Linked DNA regions of Homo sapiens: all the other regions are linked to region 4. The links are chromatin loops, found by intact Hi-C in ENCODE. Cell type or tissue: PC-3. All regions are shown on one strand.

Region 1 (4,000 bases), 460 kb after region 4:
TATTATTCAAGTTATACAGTATGAAAACTGAAGCATTGTATTCCCAGTGCAGCGTGGCTGCTAAGAAGTTGAGTGGTTACTGGAATCCATGTCTGTTGAATTCCCAGATCAATGTTCATGTCACTGTTCCACACTGCTTCTTGTAAATCCAATGATACCCATTTTCATACAAGCATAGGTTTGCTTATCACCTATCTCTCCTACAGCTTTCAGAGATCCTGTGCAGGTCACTTTTGACAGGTGAATAATGAAAAGGTCTAGTATATTGGAAACCACAATGTGACCTAAAAGAAGAAAAGTGTTGCAAGTACAAGGACATTCATAATATTTTGCAATAGCAAAAATTTAGAAAATAACCCATCAACAAGAAAACAGATTAATAATGAAGCATTTATACAATGAAATACACAGCAGTGAAAACAAATAACCTCTAGCTAAATACAACAGCATGAATGAATCATGAATCACACACAGTTTGAAAGAAGTCAATATCAGAAGGATACATATAGTATAATGCTTGTACAAACTATAGAAATATGCAAAACAATAAGTTTACATATATGTGTAGTGAAAGTATTAAGAAATGCATGGAAATAGTAGTCACCAAATTCAGACCACTAGTTGCCTCTAGAGAGCAGAATGTGATCAAAGAGGACTAAGTAGGGACTTAAACTTGTATCAATATTGTTTTCATTCTTAATCTGTAGTCAATATGTGGGGGTTTGTAATATTTTTATTTACACATTTGTGTTTGTCTTAAATATTTTACAATACCTTTTTTTTTTTTTTTTTTTTTTGAGATGGAGTCTCACTCTGTGGTCCAGGCTGGAGTGCAGTGGCGCAATTTCAGCTCATTGCAACCTCCGCCTCCCGGGTTCCAATTCTCTTGCCTCAGCGTCCCGAGTAGCTAGGACTACAGATGTGTGCCACCATGCCCAGCTAATTTTTGTATTTTTAGTAGAGATGGGGTTTCACTGCTGGCCAGGCTGGTCTTGAACTCCTGACCTTGTGATGACCTTGTGATCTGCCTGCCTCAGCCTCCCAAAGCGCTGGGATTACAGGCGTGAACCACTGCCTTTGTCTACAATACCTTTTTAAAAAGAAAATGACAAAGGCAACCATTCATTCTGCAAACATTGACTAAAGGCAAGCAACATGCCAGACATTGTGACTGGGTGTTGAAATGTTGCAGTGAACCCTCTGATGCACTGGAGAAGATGGAAGAAGTGTGTTTAGTACTAGAAAGCATAGGGAGCTGTGGAAGTGTGTGCCAAGGAGTCCTAATGTAGTTCAGGTGACTTAGGAAAGCCTCCAAGAGACAATGAAGCTTAAGCTGAGACTGGAGAACGAAAAGTTGTACTTATCAGCAAAGAAAGGAACAGTTCAGATTGATCCCATTCAAAATTTCCGTGTCTGAAACTAAACATTAGCGCAAGGAAGGCAGAAAGGACAAGCCAGATCACACACCACAGGATCTCCTGTCCATTCCTTGCTAACATTTAGACTTCATTATGCACTGCCTGTAGCTCACATGGTGCCACATGCCAGCAAGTACCAAGTAGGGTGGGAAGGGGAGTGAAGGGAAGTGGGTATTCAAAAACATTTCAGTGACTTCACATTCTCCTGAGATCCAGAACAGTTCCCATATTCTCTCCTAATACAGAAGCAATTTCAGACACTGAGCATAGGGAGGCAGGGTATGAGTGTGAGCTGGCTGAGCCTTTCCCTCCCATTCCTGTGAAGGAATTACTCTGGCAGATTTCCACATTGTAGGTATTTTACCATTTGTCATAGGCAAGTTACACAACTCAGTTAGTGATTAAATTACCAACAGAGCTGCTATTTGAGTAAGGAAGGTTCAAGGTTGTTTCTTGCTCCTGCACTTTGTTTTAAATGCAATTGGATTAATTCTTTCTTAACCTCCTTGTTTAGAGGAAGAAAACAAAAATCCTGTCTGGTCTCCAATAGATAGGGTAAAAAGCGGCATTTTAACTAACTCATCAACCACTAGGATCCCTGTGTCTAACCTTGGTCCTTTGTTTAGATTTATAAAGTATGAGATCATTGTCAGTTTCATTTATCTCTGTTATTAAATGTACTGGGCCTCCTTCAAATGACATTATATCTCCTTATCTGATTCAAATAAATGTCTTACTCATGGCTAGAATGTAGATGGTGAAATCTCATTGTTAACTCAATAATTGAAATAATCTCATTGTTTTGCTTTCCTAATAGAATCTTAAATTGATTGCTCATGCCTGGAATTTCACTTAGTTTCACCAAACTTTTCTTAAAACTGCTGCTCTTATGCATTCTTTTTGTCTCAATGTTTCTACAAGGATGGAGCATTCTTGCTCTAAAGATAAATGCTTTTAACTAGCATTTCTCTTGGTCTGTTTATCTTATAAAAAATAAAAGTAATCACTCAATATTTGTGTTTGTTTCTATTAGTTATGATTAAATATACTGGTGGTATAGTTGCTAAAGGCACAGGCTGTAAAATAAGCACTAGGTTTGGATCCAAGCTCTGTGACCTTATAGTGACTTAACCACTGTTTTCTCATTTATACAATTGAGATAATAATGGCTATCCCATAAGAGTGTTGTGGGAATTCATAGAGATTATTTTGGGTATGTTACCTAAGCTGGGTGGCTCGTAGTAACCATTCAGATTTTAGCAAATAAAATACTGTACTCTGTATTCAGCTTGACTAGAAATGTGGTTTATCACTTAAAGGTTTGAATTGACCTTCTGAATTGTGACTCGTGAAAGGGATTTTCTTCCTGTCTTATACCATTCTGTACTTAGAGTGTTTGCATCTGAATCGTTAGTATTCCCTATCTTATGTATATAAACTATCCTCTAAATTAATTTTGTTTGATTTGGTTTTATTTTCCTGGTGATTTTCCCAGCTGCCCCAACTGCGACTCTTGGTATAGAAGAGGCAGTAGACTGCACTTCACCTTCTTCAGGTGAATGTCCCAAACAGAGCATTTGAGGTCCCCAGCTACAGCAGTCAGTGCTGCCTGGTAACTAAAAGCAGCAGCCTGCATGGCTGGAGGGAGTCAAGATAATGGAATTGGATTGTCACCCACAGTCAGCCTGAAACAACCATGGCTACCACCCCAAGTCCCATGCACTTTCTTGCATTTGGGGCTCTACACATACCCTTCCCTCTGCCTGGAACAATCTTTCCTACACTTCCCCCTTAATAAGATAATTACTACTCATTTATCAAGTCTCAACTTATATGTCATCTCTCTAAGAATTTATTCTCTGACCCACAGACTTAGTGGGAATCTCTATCATGTACCCCCACGACATTCTCAAATTATCCCTATTATGTGCAAGCAGTCCTTGTGCTATGGATTGAATGTGTCCCCCAAAGTTCATGTGTTGGAAACTTAATCTCGTATGTGACAGTGCTGGCAAGTGGGACCTAATGGGAGGTGATTAGGTCATGATCATTATCACTGGAGCAGGTTAGTTATCATGGGAGAGAGTCTGTTATAAAAACAAGTTGAGCTCCTTCTTGCTCTCTTGTGCTCACCCTCTCTTGCCCATCTGCCTTCTACATAAGATAATGTAGCACAAAGGCCCTTGTCAGATGCTGGGACCATGTTCTTGGACTTCCCACCCTCCAGAACCATCAGCCAAGTAAATGTCTCTTCATTATGAATTACTCTGTCTGTGGCATTCTGTTATGGCAGCATAAAACAGAGTAAAACACTTTGCTTTACACAGTTCCACTATGCATGAACTTCAATGACCACAATTTAGTTAAATAGCACCAGCCCTTCAACAACACAGTTCAAATTTCAGTAACCATGATATATGAACTATAAACTGTGAGCTGCTTGCTCTTTGGTCCACAAATCACTTCTTAACAGATTCACATCATGATCAGTAACCAATCACATCACTTCTTCCAAACCGATCACATCACTTCTTCCACTGTGCATTTGTTATTCAGTTGACACACAAAGAGCAAATCAAGTG
Region 2 (4,000 bases), 270 kb after region 4:
TACATTTCTAACAAGTACACTGTCTGCTGTCCTTATTTGAGTAGCAAGATACAACCACCAACAAATAGCACCCCAGCAAAATACAGGCTGGGATCAACAGCTTGTAACTACAAGAAAGTTGGCTAATATTGGTGGCTAAAGAACAAAAAGAATGTAACTGACCAATGCAGAAATCAAACACATTACACATTGACATCTAAGTAACCTCTAAGCAGGTTCCATTTTAGCCACCTGACCAAGTCAGCCATTTCCATTTCTAAATAAATTAGGTGAGATAGTGTCCACCACCTCATGATCAATACCATGAATTCTGGATAACTCAATGAATATTCAGTTCAACCTAATGCCTGTATCAGGCATTGTGCTAGACCTTGAAATTAAAATGATGATCTAAACCAGGAGTTCAGCAAACTTTTTTTAGAGGGTCAAATAGTACATATTTTAATCTTTGCAGGCCAAGAGAGAAAATCAATGATATTATGCGAGGACTTACATATACCTATATAAAGTGTTGCTATTTTAAGGCATTCTTACTTGCGGATCATACAAAACCATATGGCTTGGCCCACAGGACTTACTTTGCCAACCTCCAGTGCATGTAGCTATGGTCTCTATCCTCATGGAGCTTACAGTTTATTCAAAGTCTGACATGATGGGTTGGCATTTTTTTCAAACCTTCCCTCCCAATCCCCCTTGTCATTTGAATGAAACCGAGCCTACCGGTAAAATGGCTTGTCCAAGTTCACCTACCTATGGACCCAAATCCCTTAACCATTGATCAGGAGCTATGTGCCAAAGAACAGCTATTGAAACATTCTTCTGGCATTTAATTTAAGGTCATAACATGAAAACATACAAGTGCCAAATCAAAGATTCTTAAGAGCTCAGTATAAAGGGAGGAAACATTAACCATTAAATTGTCCCTTCAAATACTTATCTTTAAATGATAATCACAGACCCATGGAAAAAGAGCTAAACAGCACCATGTGTGTGTAACCAAATCACCACACCTACACATAAATGAGCTTCTGCATATACAAAGCAAACACTAACTTAGCCACAGATGTTTCCCAAGAGTCTATGCAACTACATGCTCTTAAGCCATATTCCACAGCTTGGGAACCACAATATAAACTTCTCCCAGACTCTCAATTCCGGCTGGAAACAAAGCTGCTCCTTGTCAGATAGAGGGAATGGAAGTGAAAGGCACTGTGCTAGCACTTCTCAAGGGCCCATTTAACAGGTGTGCTCACTGAGTCACAAAGTGGGAATTTGCTTCGAGAGCAGGGCTTAGCCATATAGTTTCCAGTAATTCTGACTTTTCCTGCAGAGAAAAAGATTAAGCCATCCACTGCCTAACTCTGACCACCACATTGTGTTTGCTTTTGCAGGTTTATCCCACAACGTTCCTTTTTTTTTTTTTTTTTTTTTTTTTGTGGTACTTGTTGGCCTTTTGTGTTTAAAATGTCATTTGAAGTCTGAAAAAGAATCATTTTGCTATCATTCACAATGTCAAAAGATGGATGGCTTGGCAGGGCTGGTGCCACAAGTCAGATAGATTTAGAGGGTGGCATCCCCTTGTGGAAGTAATTCATAATCACTAAATAAAAACTTTTTAAATATTTTTCTGTCCCAAAGTATATGAACAACTCTTGTTCATTTTAAGCTGACTGATTGAAGTCATATCCCAAAGATCTTTCACGCTTAAAGAGAGGGGGGAAAAAAATAGATCCCAGAATCTCACACCCATTATCTGCTTGGCCTTTTAAAAGTCTCTTTTTTTCTTATAGTCAATAGCCTTTAGGATCTATGAGTTCATAATTGTATGTAATTATCTCAGTGAGCCAGCTAGCATTTGTCTATTTATTATTTGTTGTATGCATTAGCCTATGCAAACTCCTAACAAAGGCTGTAGAAAGCAAAATAAATAGATGATATGTCTATCTTCAGTTAGCTTTTAATCATTAGAGAAATTTAAACAAAAGTCCAAATGATCTAAACATATAAAATCCCCAACCCCCTCCACAGTGTACCCATCATTACCCCATCATGAAAGTTCTATTTTCTAAAATTTCTATAGCCTTTAACAATTTAGATTAAATAATAGGCCATTTGTAATTTTTTCTAATTGACTTTCACATAAAGCCTTGATGCATTTTCTAGAATGTGCATTTTCTGAGGGTAGAAAATTTAGATTTCTGAAACTCTTGCATTTGCTTGTATTATGCTAAGCAAATGGTGGGCATATTCATTTGCCTTTTCTAAAGATACACATCAAGATGGTGGAGTTGTATTTACTGGCTTTGGAATCAAATCCCTGACTCTCAAAGACACTAGCTGTCACCTTCGACTGTCAGTTTTCTCATGTGTACAGTGGGATAATAATCACACCTATCCTTGTGGTAAGGATCATGCATATGAATGCATGTGATATGTGTCATGCTTGTCATATGCCATACACAAAAGTAATGCCCAGTACATGGCTGGCTGCTGCTGTTTTCGTTCCTGCTGCTGTTCCTCCCACCACCAAGGAAAAAACAAACAAACAAACAAAAAACCCTCCTAAAAGCTGAGTAACAATCTGAGGGTAAGACAACTTGAGATAAACAACACAGTAAAACCTGACATTAATCCTTGAAGCAAGCCTAAAACCAGACAGTTTTTCCTCATTTTCAGAACACCTAAAAGGGAATAGTCCCGTGTGGTCTTGAGAATAAAAATTAAGGAAAATTGTCCATTTTTTCAAAGGAATTCAGCATATGATTTCTAAAACCGGTGTGTTCTCTGGGTGCAAAGTCTGATTTACAGACTACTTTCCAGGGACAGGGTCTAGCTTGAGCCAACACCCATGCTGGTCCCTGGATTGCCTTTCTCTATCCCTTTCTCGTCCCTGGGAGGGCTGCCATGCCTATGCCCCAATTTATGAGGGTAGAAATAGGAACACAAGAGCAAGTCACTGACCCATCATAGGTCCAGGCTTCTAGTTGGTAGTGGGGTACTTTCCGGTGCTTCTTTTGTACTTGCCCCTTGGGCTGCCAAAGTAGTTTTGGACATTTTTCTGCTGTATTCTGTAAGGTTTGGTCAGCCAAGAAGGACCAATCTATTGGTGGCTCAATAAAGTGCTTCTCACCAGTTTGTGCAGGTCATAAACATTGCCTCTGAGTGCACTAAGATTCCTATGGTTGCAAGAGACAGAAAACTGAATGCAAAATAAGCTTCAGCAAAAAAGGTGAATTATTGGCTCATGTAAGTGAAAAGTCCAGGGTTCAGGAGGTTTCCAGGACTTAAGTAATTTCACCATGTCTTGCTTTTCTTCTCTCCCCTCTACCTTCCACTGAGTCTGTTTCATTCTGAGGTACACCATGGTGCCCCTGGAAGCTGCAGGCTTAGACCTGAGTCAATTCTTCTCCCTAAGCCAATCACCAAAGCTAGCAGAAGGCAATTTTCTAGTGTGATAAGGCCTAGGCCAGGTGTCTACACTAGTGAGTCACTTGCAGTGTGGTTAATTCTGTTGAAGTACTTAAATTAAGAATACAGAAAGAGTTATCCCCCAAAAGGAAAAATGGTGAGGTTAATTCTAAACACCAAGTAACGAAGAAGTATGGTAAGGAAAACTATTTGCTTGCAGGCCATAAGGGTCTAGAGAATGTAGAAATATCTATAAGTTTTTCATGTCATCCTGCTCATTTTTTGTTTTCTTCACACTTATTTCCTAGAATTTCTACCAGTGGATAGAGGTATCCACAGACTAAAATTAGTTTTGTGGGTGAGCCTAACTTTGGGGAATGGGAGGGAGGATATTAGTGGTCAGTGTGGAGTAGAATTCTTACCTCAATGCTCTTGAAGTTGTTCTCTGTAACTTGAGAAGAAAATTCCAAGAAAGTTTGTTTTTTTTCAGAGAGAGGGAGACTGGAGTCTGAACTTGTCACACCCTGTGCTATCTGATGAAAATACAGAGGCAATGACTCTCAAATTTTCCATAATTTAACGTCCTGTCCCA
Region 3 (4,000 bases), 280 kb after region 4:
CCACAACTCTTTTTTTATTTTTATTTTATTATTATTATACTTTAAGATTTAGGGTACATGTGCACAATGTGCAGGTTAGTTACATATGTATACATGTGCCATGCTGGTGTGCTGCAGCCATTAACTTGTCATTTAGCATTAGGTATATCTCCTAAAGCTATCCCTCCCCGCTCCCCCTACCCCACAACCGTCCCCAGAGTGTGATGTTCCCCTTCCTGTGTCCATGTGTTCTCATTGTTCAATTCCCACCTATGAGTGAGAATATGCAGTGTTTGCTTTTTTGTTCTTGGGATAGTTTACTGAGAATGATGATTTCCAATTTCATCCATGTCCTACAAAGGACATGAACTCATCATTTTTTATGGCTGCATAGTATTCCATGGTGTATATGTGCCACATTTTCTTAATCCAGTCTATCATTGTTGGACATTTGGGTTGGTTCCAAGTCTTTGGTATTGTGAATAGTGCTGCAATAAACATACGTGTGCATGTGTCTATAGCAGCATGATTTATAGTCCTTTGGGTATATACCCAGTAATGGGATGGCTGGGTCAAATGGTATTTCTAGTTCTAGATCCCTGAGGAATCGCCACACTGACTTCCACAATGGTTGAAGTAGTTTACAGTCTCACCAACAGTGTAAAAGTGTTCCTATTTCTCCACATCCTCTCCAGCACCTGTTGTTTCCTGACTTTTTAATGATTGCCATTCTAACTGGTGTGAGATGGTATCTCATTGTGGTTTTGATTTGCATTTCTCTGATGGCCAGTGATGGTGAGCATTTTTTCATGTGTCTTTTGGCTGCATAAATGTCTTCTTTTGAGAAGTGTCTGTTCATATCCTTTGCCCACTTTTTGATGGGGTTGTTTGTTTTTTTCTTGTAAATTTCTTTGAGTTCATTGTAGATTCTGGATATTAGCCCTTTGTCAGATGAGTAGGTTGCAAAAATTTTCTCTCATTTTGTAGGTTGCCTGTTCACTCTGATGGTAGTTTCTTTTGCTGTGCAGAAGCTCTTTAGTTTAATTAGATCCCATTTGTCAATCTTGGCTTTTGTTGCCACTGCTTTTGGTGTTTTAGACATGAAGTCCTTGCCCATGCCTATGTCCTGAATGGTAATGCCTAGGTTTTCTTCTAGGGTTTTTATGGTTTTAGGTCTAACATTTAAGTCTTTAATCCATCATGAATTAATTTTTGTATAAGGTGTAAGGAAGGGATCCAGTTTCAGCTTTCTACATATGGCTAGCCAGTTTTCCCAGCACCATTTATCAAATAGGGAATCCTTTCCCCATTGCTTGTTTTTGTCAGGTTTGTCAAAGATCAGATAGTTGTAGATATGCGGCGTTATTTCTGAGGGCTCTGTTCTGTTCCATTGATCTATATCTCTGTTTTCTACAACTCTTAAGATATTTAGGTAACCAAAATAGAATTAGCTAACACTGATCAAGAGAAGAAAACATGCAGGCTTGAAGTTTTTCATTCACAATCTACAGAGGAAGATTTATGTAGTCTAGTGGAGCATTTGACTAGATCATTTTTAAGGTCGCTTTTGATTCTCATGTCCTAGGATTTATCTAAGAGCTCCCAAGGAAAGGGGGATGATGGTGATTCACACATTTTGTCTGGTCCCTTTTATATGCCAGGTGTTCTACCCATGACTTTATGTTTATGACTTAATTTAACCCTCAAATCAGCTTAGTGATGCGGATGGTATTATGACCATTTTAGGGAGGAGGAAATTGAGCCTTCCCAAGGTAAGACAGTAAGTGGTAGAGCCAAGCTATGAACCCAGATCTACCCAACTCCAAAGCCCATCCTCCTCCTACTCCTCTAAGTCAATTCGTTCCTCTTCTCTTTTAGAATATATAGTCCTTATCGGCCACCTGATATTTGTGATTTAGAGAACCCCAGCATTGCATGTTAACTACCTTGATGGTGTTGTAAGAAAGGTTCAGGGGCATTTCAGAATTTTCATCAAAAGAAACATCATTTGATGCCCTGGGTGTCAAAGTTGTGGGTACCAAGTTTGTGAAGTATGCCTTTCTTCATGCAGATTGCCTTCCAAGAGAGGGCAGTCTATGCTTCCAGATAGTCAGGGCCCTGAGTTGTTTAATCCTTGCAATATCCAGCACAGTGATAGAATCAATAAATATTGGAATGAAAATAAGCTAGGCATAGAAAGGAATTGTTTGATCAGTGGCGGACTAAATTAAAGTCCTGTTGAATAGAGCACATTTTCCAGACTTTCCATAACACAAGTTGAAAATCTTGGCCCCACTGTTTTCATCTAGCACAGAGGAAATCACTTCTATTTGTGCAAATGGAAAATGTTTCTGTCTGAATAGTTGACAGATGTTGCTTTAGGCCAATGGTTCTCATCTCCATAAAACCTAAAGTCCTCTTTGTATATATAAAAGGTAATAACAGTTTCTTTACAATCCTACACAGAAATTTATAGATTATATAACCAATACAAAATTTTTAAAATAAGTACTCTATATATAATATGAAAGAGAGATAAAAGTAATTTGTAATAAAATAACACATTTCATCAGTAAAATCCTCAGGCATGACAACACTAGAAGACAGTTTTTAAAAGACACAGTTTAGGTTGGGCACGGTGGCTCATGCCTGTAATCCCAACACTTTGGGAGGCCAAGGCGGGTGGATCATGAGGTCAGGAGTTCAAAGCCAGCTTGGCCAAGATGGTGAAACCCTGTCTCTACTAAAAATACAAAAATTAGCCGGGTGTGGTGGCATGCACCTGTAATCCCAACTACTTGGGAGACTGAGGCAGGAAAATCGCTTGAACCTGGGAGGTGGAGGTTGCAGTGAGCTGAGATCACGCCACTGCACTTCAGCCTGGGTGACAGAGCAAGACTCCATCTCAAAAAAAAAAAAAAAAAAAGACACAGTTTATTACCATGGATATTGCTATTACTAATACTAATAGTATTACCATGAATGCACAGCCCAATGCAGATGGATGCAGGTGTGTTACATTGGACACTTGAAAACCTCTTATTGCATTGCTGTCCATGATGTGATTTTTTTTCCCCCAAATGATGAAAACCTCTTGGTAAAGTTCCAAACAAATCAAATACAATCTCCTTTGATTTATAAAGTAGTTGCATTCCTGAAAAATTTAGACTATATTAAACCTGTATACAATATTTTTTATTATGTCTGAAAGAGTTAAGTTTGAGACTCTAGGATGCCTGCTGGGACAGTTCTTTGTTGTATAAAACTATCCTATCTAGCCTCCCTGAGGCCCACTCACTAAATGCCAGTCACATCACTTCAATCATTCAGACTAGCAAAAATGCCACCACAATTTTTTTCTTTTTTTTTGAGACGGAGTCTTGCTCTGTTGCCCAGGCTGGAGTGCAGCAGCATGATCTCGGCTCACTGCAAGCTCTGCCTCCTGGGTTCATGCCATTCTCCTGTCTCAGCCTCCTGAGTAGCTGGGACTACAGTTGCCCACCACGACACCCAGCTAATTTTTTTGTATTTTTAGTAGAGACGGGGTTTCACCATGTTAGCCAGGATGGTCTCGATCTCCTGACCTCGTGATCCGCCCATGTCGGCCTCCCAAAGTGCTGGGATTACAGGCGTGAGCCACCGTGCCCAGCCCACAAATTTTTAAAGCATCTCTGAGGAGGTGTAATCAACCTCCTTGAGAATCACTGCTCTGTGTAGCCAAGTGAGGTCCTGAAAAGCTATGTGAAACTTGAATTTTCTTACTGGAATCTAAATTTTCATATATTAAGTTTACTTAAAGTGAGGTGCATTCTTAAAAAAGACAAAATGGATTTTGTGGCATGAACAAAGGTGTTCCTCATTCACTATAGGTAATGTTCTTTGCTCACCCTAGGCAGTAACAAAAGACACTACTGACTGATGCAACTCAAGTAAGGAGAATGCAGAGTTATCTTATGTGTGTACAGACAGCTGATAAACAAAGAGCAGGTGGACTACAAATATGATAAAGATGCACTGGCAT
Region 4 (4,000 bases):
AACCTACTCAACTTTTTGTTGATGTTTTACAAAAGAACTGTGATGTCATATACATGCAGGACCTAATAAAATGCTGGTTACTCCAAATACCCAATAAGTTGTGTTGATTCATTACAGGTGGAGCAACAGGGTCACTGTGTTTCAGTGAGCTAAACCCAACCTGGATACTTTGTGTTCATGTGAACATGCTTCCACAAAAGGAAGTCGTTATGTTTGTTGATATAACCTTTTCTCACCTCCCTGTCATGCCAAACCTCTCTCTCTCATTCATTTGTCTTATAGAATTATAAAGAGAAGCTCAAACTTGATGCCACATTCTTCCTCTTGTAATAATAACTGGCATGTATGCAGTGCTTTGCAGCTTACCTGTTTTGTAAAATGTTTCCTTTGGACTGTTACTTATGGAGACCATATCTTTGTTCTCTTAGTCTAAACAGTTAGATGTCATTGATGATCCAGGCCAGCCTTTGAAAAAAAAGTGTAGTAGAGCATAATTAAGTATATAGAGTCTAAGTCAGAAAGACCCTGGTTGACGTCTCAGACTCATCAATATTTGCTGTATAACCTTGGACAAGTTACTTATATTTTCTGAACATTTGTATTGTCATCTATAAACTAGGCATAATAATTTCTACCTATTAGAATTGTTGTGATGCTTCTACACAGCAAGAGGAATCAAACGAATAGCACTATGTCTCCTACATGTGAGTGCCCAGTAAGTATTAAGAATGACTTATGATTATTGTTCTTATTTATATGTACTTATTTTCAGTGCATCCAGAAGGTCCTGCTCCTGCTCCGAATGTCTCCTTCTTGTTCCTTGGCACAATGAACATTAGATGTGCATGCTTTGGGTTAAGTACATACTTTGCTAAGGTGCTCCCATTTAAAATGCAAATTTACATGTGAATTATTGGCTTCTTAGCTTAACTTTGATATCATTTGCCTTCCAAGATGACTAAAAAGAAATGGAAAATAGGGGGACTGGGACAAGTACTTTCAGAGCATCCACTTCTCCTCAGGAAAAACAGATCAAGGAGGCAAAGTTGGAGGAATCAAGGGCATCTTTGCAGCCTGAAAGGCACTCAAAATAGCAACAAAGACTGAGGGGGATAGGAACATGGGGGTAGGGTTTTGAGAGGGAGCCCCTCTCCACAGATCTGCCAGGCCACCTCAGAGGCGCTATACTGTGCAGCATGTCAGTTCTGATCCTGAGCACCTGCATCTCTACCTGTCAGAGCATATCTGGTGATGAGCCATTTGCTTTGGCTTCTTGGCTCCTGCCACTGGATTTGAGTGTGTGTCACAGTGTGACTGTGCACCAATTATCTCCCTGTCCTCTTATAAATTTCATTCAGGCTTTGGAGCATGAATGTGATTATGAAATTACTCTAGGTCTTTCGTAAGATGTGTTGAAGCGAAATCAGACTAAAGGTAGGAAAAGAGATTGGAAAGTGCTGTCCCTAATCCAGAAGTGAGGCTAGGAGAGGCAGCTAGAATAGGATTACTTTGCCTCTCCTCCAAGGATTACTCAAGTCTTAGATCATATTTCACCACCATCAAGTCTACATCCCAATAATGACTCATTTTTGTGATCATCTTGAGAATTTCCACACAATAATCAGCTTGGTCTTAAGGTTGTTCCATTTTGGTTTTTAGGATTGATGAGCTAACTATATCCACTATTTCCCACAGTTATTTCAGTCCTATAGTCACATTAGGCAAGTGTCTCTTCCTGAGCCAGCAGGTGTCACTATTGATCAATTGAAAATAAACATGGTAGACCTACCAAGATAAAGATAGATCTACCTCTGATTAGAAAAAAAAAAAAATTAACTTGGCATTTCAAGTTAAACTACTATTGCTCAGATCCACTGAATTCCTTGTAAACAGCTGAGCTCTCAAAAGCATGTATATTTCTTCATCACCGCCTATCTGCAGATACAAGGCATGTAGAGGTCTTGTGAAAATGGAGTTGAAGAGATGGTCCTCATGGTTTCACTCCAGGACCAATGCTCTGAGACTTACTTAGAGCCTTATTTTCTATATTCTTTTTCTTTTCTCTTTATAGCTAGGAATAGTCAATCCTAATTGACCACTAAGGGAATCTTCCATGGTATATTTTAGCCCCAGAATGATTTTCCTCATTTGATATATTCCTCAGACATTAAAGTTGATTTCAGAGAAATATGTACCAGAAATAATCAGTAAATAAATCATGTAGTATACTTCAAAACCAAAATGTAACTTTGGGGAGAGATGATCTCTGACTCTGCATCATCTGAGGCACTGTTCTCTCTTTCAACACAAAACTAAACAAAAGGCAATTTGTTAAATACATTTATGCATATCCCTTTCCTTTACAAATATACACTAAATATTATTATATACAAACTACCATGCTTTCTCCATGAGGCTTACCTCAACCCCCTTCTCTTTTAGAGAATTTTCTTATATAAAATTCCTCTGTCTTTAATATTTATTTTCTCTCAATAGTTCTCTTGTGTAGTTTGGTGTATATGTATTTTTCTACTGCTAGATTGTCAGTTCTAAATTTTTTTAAAAGGTAAAAATATTGGATATGTTCTACCCACAGAACCTCTCCATTTCACATGTGGCTTATGAGAGTAGCCAGCATTGCTTGATTTCCTTTTGTAATTGAAACACCAAGAATAATGCCTGGCATAGAAGAGGTAGCCAAAAAAAAATTTTAATGTTAGGCATTTCAGTGATGGAAAAACAAAGACCCCTTCTCTGCACCCATAGTGAAATGCTTATAGTCTAGCAGGGGATGTAAAATATGCATGCAAATAGGACTTCCAATCTTGTATTAAGTCCTGTAGCAATAAAGTGCACAGGGAACTCAGAAAACGTCTCTGAGTGGCTGGCCATGAAAGGTTTGCAGGAAAAAAAACGGGCTTTAATTTAGAAATATATATATATAGAAAAGAGAGGGAAAGAAGGAGATAAAAATATTTGGCATGAAACAAATAGCAGAGCTGAGGCATAGGGACAGGGAAGCCTAGAAGATACATAGAGTATTTATTTGAATAACACCTTAATTAGGTAAAATAAATAAATAAATATAATAAAACTTAGGTCCTGCAGGCATAATTTATGTAGATAGTAGGGAATATTGAGCTTGAATCAGGAAAAATAACATCTAAAGAACTGGATATATAATATTCCATGTTTTACAGTGTTATAATTTAATATTTTAGATGGCACTATGTTACTAGCTTTGAAATTTCTCTCATACTTCCAATAATTTAACTTCTTAGAATAATTCTAAATAATTGCCTGGGAAAGTGAGAAACCTTTTTAGTTAACTTATGCATTGCCAAAGATTTTAGGGGGAGGGTGTCAACTAGAAGGAAGAGTAAGTGCAAAGGCCTTAAGTATGCTTAAGGAATCAAAAACAAAAACAAACAAAAAAAGCTACTGATGGGAAATTGAAGACTTACACTTGGAAATGGGAAGGAAGTAGGGAATACAGTCATGGTATTCTAACAGGAGGCCACTTCCTGCAGTCAATGATCTCTAGCCTTTTTTTTTTTTTTCTGTCTTTACAGTAAGAACTCAAGAGTTGATTTTAGAAGGAAGCGACTGATTGGCTGAACTCTAGTCACCTATCTGTCTCCTAGTCAAACCAGGGTAGTAAAAGAAAAAATTCCTCAGAGAGAACTTCCAGGAACCTCTTTTGCTTCCTTAGTTTGTAGTAGGCCCATAGATTTACCATTTCATCACAATACCCAATGGAAAAGAGTTAAATTCCTAATGAAAATGGAAGTATTGTAAGGAAGAGGAAAAGGTTGTTGAGTGTCCTGAAAGCAACAAATACCCACTTCAAGGTGGGGAACCACTGAAGCTTTAGACAGAGCAAAAATGGCTAATGGAAAATGGCTAGCGGAGAGGAGTGGAATAGAATTTTTTTTTCAAAGCACCACGTTGATGGAGAACCACATAAGAAGATTGTTGGCTTTTACCTGCTCTTGTCAGG
Region 5 (4,000 bases), 170 kb before region 4:
CCCTGTTTTTTCTCTTTACATCTTGCCCTCCAAGACAGTTTGTTTGCTTTTACAGATTCAACTTTTGCCTCCATGTTAGATCTATCTAGTTTATATCCCAAACACCAACACTACACTCATGCTCAAATACCTATTATCAATTGCCTGCTAGACATTTCTTTAAGATACCCCACTGGCAACTCAAAGTCAAGTTATGCACAGTGGAACTCCTCTCTTCCTCCCTCTTCTACCCTGAAAGTCTGTCCCTTCACATTGCGTGCTCTCTCTCTCTCTCTCAGTGGGTTGCTCTCTCTCTCTCTCTCTCCTTCCTATCTCCTGTTGCCCTTTTGACTTCTCTCTTCTTCTCCCTTTCCCTCTCTCCCTTTCCATCTCTTTCTCACATCCATACCACTAACCAACAAGAATGCAGAGTCATCATTTGATTTTCTCTCCCCATAGCTTCTTACATCTCTGAACTAGGCAAGTCTTCTGTATTCTTTCAAGTCTCACCCATGCCTTCATCCTCTACAGTACTATGGTTAATCATCCAGGTTATGTAAATGTTTATTCAATCAATGCTTATCAGTGGTCTACACTATGCTGGGCACTGTAATGGGCACAATGAGGATTCAGTGCTGGCAAAGAAACGCTTTTTTCCCTGCCATGGCAATTGTCATCGTTATTGCCCCTGTATTATTACAACACTCTCCTAATTGGTATTTTGGAAGCTGGTGTCTCTCCCTCTCCAAACCATCAGGTCACAAATTACCCTCCTCAAAATACAGCTTTGGGGAATGATACATTTCTAAATATTGTGTACTTAATTATCAGTAATTCTGCTGTATGTATTATGATCTAAAGCCTTTGGAACTCTTTATGTAGAACATCATAAAGAGCTGCACTTCTAGGCCACCGACTGCATTTTGAATTGTGACTACCGTCTTATGAATGAAGTACCAAGTCATCTTCATCTGCCAGCCTCATTTCCTTCGAATACTGCAGCAAGCCACCTCCCTTGAGAATGAGGGGCAAGGGCAAGGGCCTGTAGTATTGTACTGCCCAAAGCAAGACTCTCTGGGGGAAGATCAGAGTTCCCAGGCTAACAAGGTCCACGGATCAACTTCCCATCTGAAAAAGTTAGCACCATTTAGTGCCAAAGCCACTGTCTATGCTTGTAATGCCAGCTGTACACCTCAAAAATGCATGTGGGAGATTTGTAGATAGATCAGTGCAGGTTTTCTGCACTCTGCTCTTCAAATATCAGGGAAAGCTCCTGAGGAAGTGACATCCATTTCTTTGTTTCAAATGGTTCCTCTTTTTTGTTATCACAGAAGCAATGCATGCATATTGTAAATTGATTCCTACAGTACAAAAGTATTTGAAGTAGAAATTGGAAGTCCCTCATGTGTTCCCCACCCTCACAGATTCTAAGGAAAGTAGGAGTTGATAGATGTGAGAAGAACATGTTGGACTGAGATTTTCACTAACGTTTTCAGCCTCCTTTGTCATGTCAACATCTCTTTTCCCCAACATCTCCTGTAACAAAGTAGAGATGAAAAGCCAATATAGGTGACACATTTTATCCCAAATCCCTGCTCTCAGTAGCATTCCCAGAAGTAGGAGAAGAGGCAGAAGCCAAGGAGGGCACCTAGACCCTTCAGTGACTGAGGCACAACATTCCCCCACACCCAGGATGGCAGATTAAGCTCATTATACACACAGACCTCACAAGTCTATACTATAATACCAGCATAGATGCTCTTTCACCACTAGGTGGTTCTGTAACCTATCTGATGTCATTCCCACTTGCCGACTGAAGTAAAGAACAGAAAATTTTAGGACAGTTTCTGTTGTCACACCTTCCTCATTTGTTTATATCTTCATTTTCAACTGCTCTTCCACATCCAGATAGAATTTGATCACAAAGTTGATATGCACAGTCTCACCAAAACTGCCTGTGTGTTACTTGCTGGGAAGAGGGCCATTTTCCTCTATAGGCCAGGCTCAGGCTGTGAGGCTGCAGGCTTTTTTCTAACTCTGGAGACAAGTGAAACTCCACTCTGTCCTGGTTGCAACAGGAACAGAAATCTCTTTCTCATGCTTCATTGATGGTGCCGCATCTACTGCATTTATTCATTCAATACACACTTACTGGTGCCTATTATTTTATATTTAGTGAACTTGCTAGGTCCAGAAGATAAAGAAAGTGGATTGTTTAGTCCTTGGGAGCTTAACAGTCATATGAGAGCAACAAACAAGCATCAAGAACACTTGATATTTCCCACCCAACATCCATTTCCCTTCTCCTGGATCTCAATTTTCCTCTGGAAAGCACCTCCTATCCCTCTCTCCCTCCCTCAGTACTTGGGTTTCAGGTGTCTGACTCTGCCTCTGACTTCCTGGCAAGGCATGGATTCCACCTAGGCCTGAGCGTTGCATCCTTTGCTTCCACTAATTGCTTCAGGGATAAGCGTGTGGCCTGACCCAGTGAAATGCAACCTGGGGAATTTTGCTGAAACTTGAGTATCAAGTGACCTGGGAGTATGTAGGCTTGAATCTGTTGGCAGCTGCCTTGCCATGACATGAAGTCTAAGGATGACACTAGTGTGAAGAAAGGCAGTTAAGAGATGAAAAGAGACTGGCCTTAGTGATGCAATATGAGTCTTTAAATCAAAACATGCCCAAAGCTAGATCTCCTTCTGAAGTGTCAGAAGATTTCCATTTTGCTTGATCTTATTTGAACCAGATTTTCTGTCACTTTCACCAGATATAATGTTATTATAATATATAATAACATATACAACATATGTAATATATATTATACCATATATTAATATATAATATATACTAATAATAAATACAGGGATTATTACAATGAAATGTGATAAGTGGGTGATATGATAGAAGTTAGTGCCAGCAATAAGTAGGAGAAATATCTAACCCACAGGGAGGGATGGCTTCCATAGAAAGTTCATTTATTTAAGAGCTAAATCTTGAACACTGTATTAGTTTATTTGGATCACAATAACAATGTCCTACAGACTTTGACTTAAACAATGGAAATTCATTTCTTCTTGTTATTTTCTCATAGTTCTGGAGGCTCAAAGTCTGAGCTTAGGTGTCAGCAGTGTTGATTTCTTCTGGTCAGCATGGGAGTTTTGACCTGCTCCCCTTCTGACCGGGGCCAGTTAACCCCTCCTTAGGAAATCTGATGGCCCCCCCCACTCCTGGGAGGGTCACCATATTGATGCCAAACTTAGTGCAGACACCCAGTCAACATAGGGTACTACAGCCCAGAACTCCTGGACTCAAGCGATCCTCCTGCCTCAGCCTCCCTAGTGCTTGGGACTACAGACACGCACCACTGCCCCCGACAGGGTTGACTTCTTTTGAGGCCTCTGCTTGGCTTTCAGGTGGCCATCTTCTCCCTGTGTCTTCACATGGTCTCCCCTCTGTATCTGGGTCCAAATTCCTGATTCTTGTAAGGATACCAGTTACACTGGATTAGAGCCCATCCTAATGATGTTATTTTAACTGAATTCCTTGTATGTTGACCTTATCTCCCAAATACAGTATATTCTGAGGTCCTGGGGATTAGGACTACAACATATGAATTTCGGGGGAGGTAGGACAATTCAGCCTATAACAAATACCTAATTTGGGTACAAAGATAAATAAAAGTGGATCGTTAATCTCAATGAGCTTACAATCTACATAAGACTGGCACAATAACCATAATAGCTAAAGAAATGAAAACATACACATTTATTAACAACATACACATTCTAGAATCTTTTGGATTTATCATTTAGGATAAGCCAACAAGTCCATGAGACCACTACTATTGAAATGGTATGCTAATGGAAGCAGTATAAATTATTGAGCTTTGAAGAAAAGGTCCCTTCCAGGAAAAGTGGTATTTGAGAAGCCCTTTGAACAATGTGTACAATTTTAGTAGGTAAATGGCCAAATTAGATGTGAGGGGGACCTTGGCGATGTGATACTTTCACCCAAATCACCC

Evidence for each region. A loop is a pair of places that touch in the nucleus more often than their neighbours do. Peaks named below come from ENCODE experiments on the same cell type or tissue, not always from the same donor. Only the 100,000 strongest peaks of a DNase experiment are listed, where the experiment ranks them.
Region 1: it touches region 4 in a loop (4-fold over the local background); 2 of 110 quality-filtered maps call a loop at or near these places.
Region 2: a loop joins it to region 4, with 7 times the contacts of the local background. A loop is called at or near these places in 3 of 110 quality-filtered maps.
Region 3: a loop joins it to region 4, with 5 times the contacts of the local background. A loop is called at or near these places in 3 of 110 quality-filtered maps.
Region 5: it touches region 4 in a loop (7-fold over the local background); 9 of 110 quality-filtered maps call a loop at or near these places.

The regions. Positions count from the first base shown.
Region 1 is chr5:143,505,173-143,509,172 of GRCh38, reverse strand. No RefSeq gene overlaps it. Among named protein-coding and RNA genes, the nearest start is that of NR3C1, 100 kb to the right of the region's middle. RefSeq lists an enhancer at 1,655-1,949. In PC-3, a CTCF peak has its summit at 1,660; DNase peaks (open chromatin) are centred at 1,172 and 1,752; H3K4me3 peaks cover 484 bases; H3K27ac peaks cover 2,203 bases.
Region 2 is chr5:143,698,766-143,702,765 of GRCh38, reverse strand. No RefSeq gene overlaps it. Among named protein-coding and RNA genes, the nearest start is that of MIR5197, 21 kb to the right of the region's middle. In PC-3, CTCF peaks have their summits at 1,365 and 1,571; no DNase peak of the experiment used is centred here.
Region 3 is chr5:143,683,687-143,687,686 of GRCh38, reverse strand. No RefSeq gene overlaps it. Among named protein-coding and RNA genes, the nearest start is that of MIR5197, 5.8 kb to the right of the region's middle. In PC-3, a CTCF peak has its summit at 2,047 (motif pointing right); no DNase peak of the experiment used is centred here.
Region 4 is chr5:143,965,966-143,969,965 of GRCh38, reverse strand. No RefSeq gene overlaps it. Among named protein-coding and RNA genes, the nearest start is that of HMHB1, 160 kb to the right of the region's middle. In PC-3, a CTCF peak has its summit at 1,733 (motif pointing right); a DNase peak (open chromatin) is centred at 1,695; H3K27ac peaks cover 1,983 bases.
Region 5 is chr5:144,140,233-144,144,232 of GRCh38, reverse strand. It overlaps the pseudogene RN7SL87P. Among named protein-coding and RNA genes, the nearest start is that of YIPF5, 28 kb to the left of the region's middle. In PC-3, a CTCF peak has its summit at 1,762 (motif pointing right); a DNase peak (open chromatin) is centred at 1,762.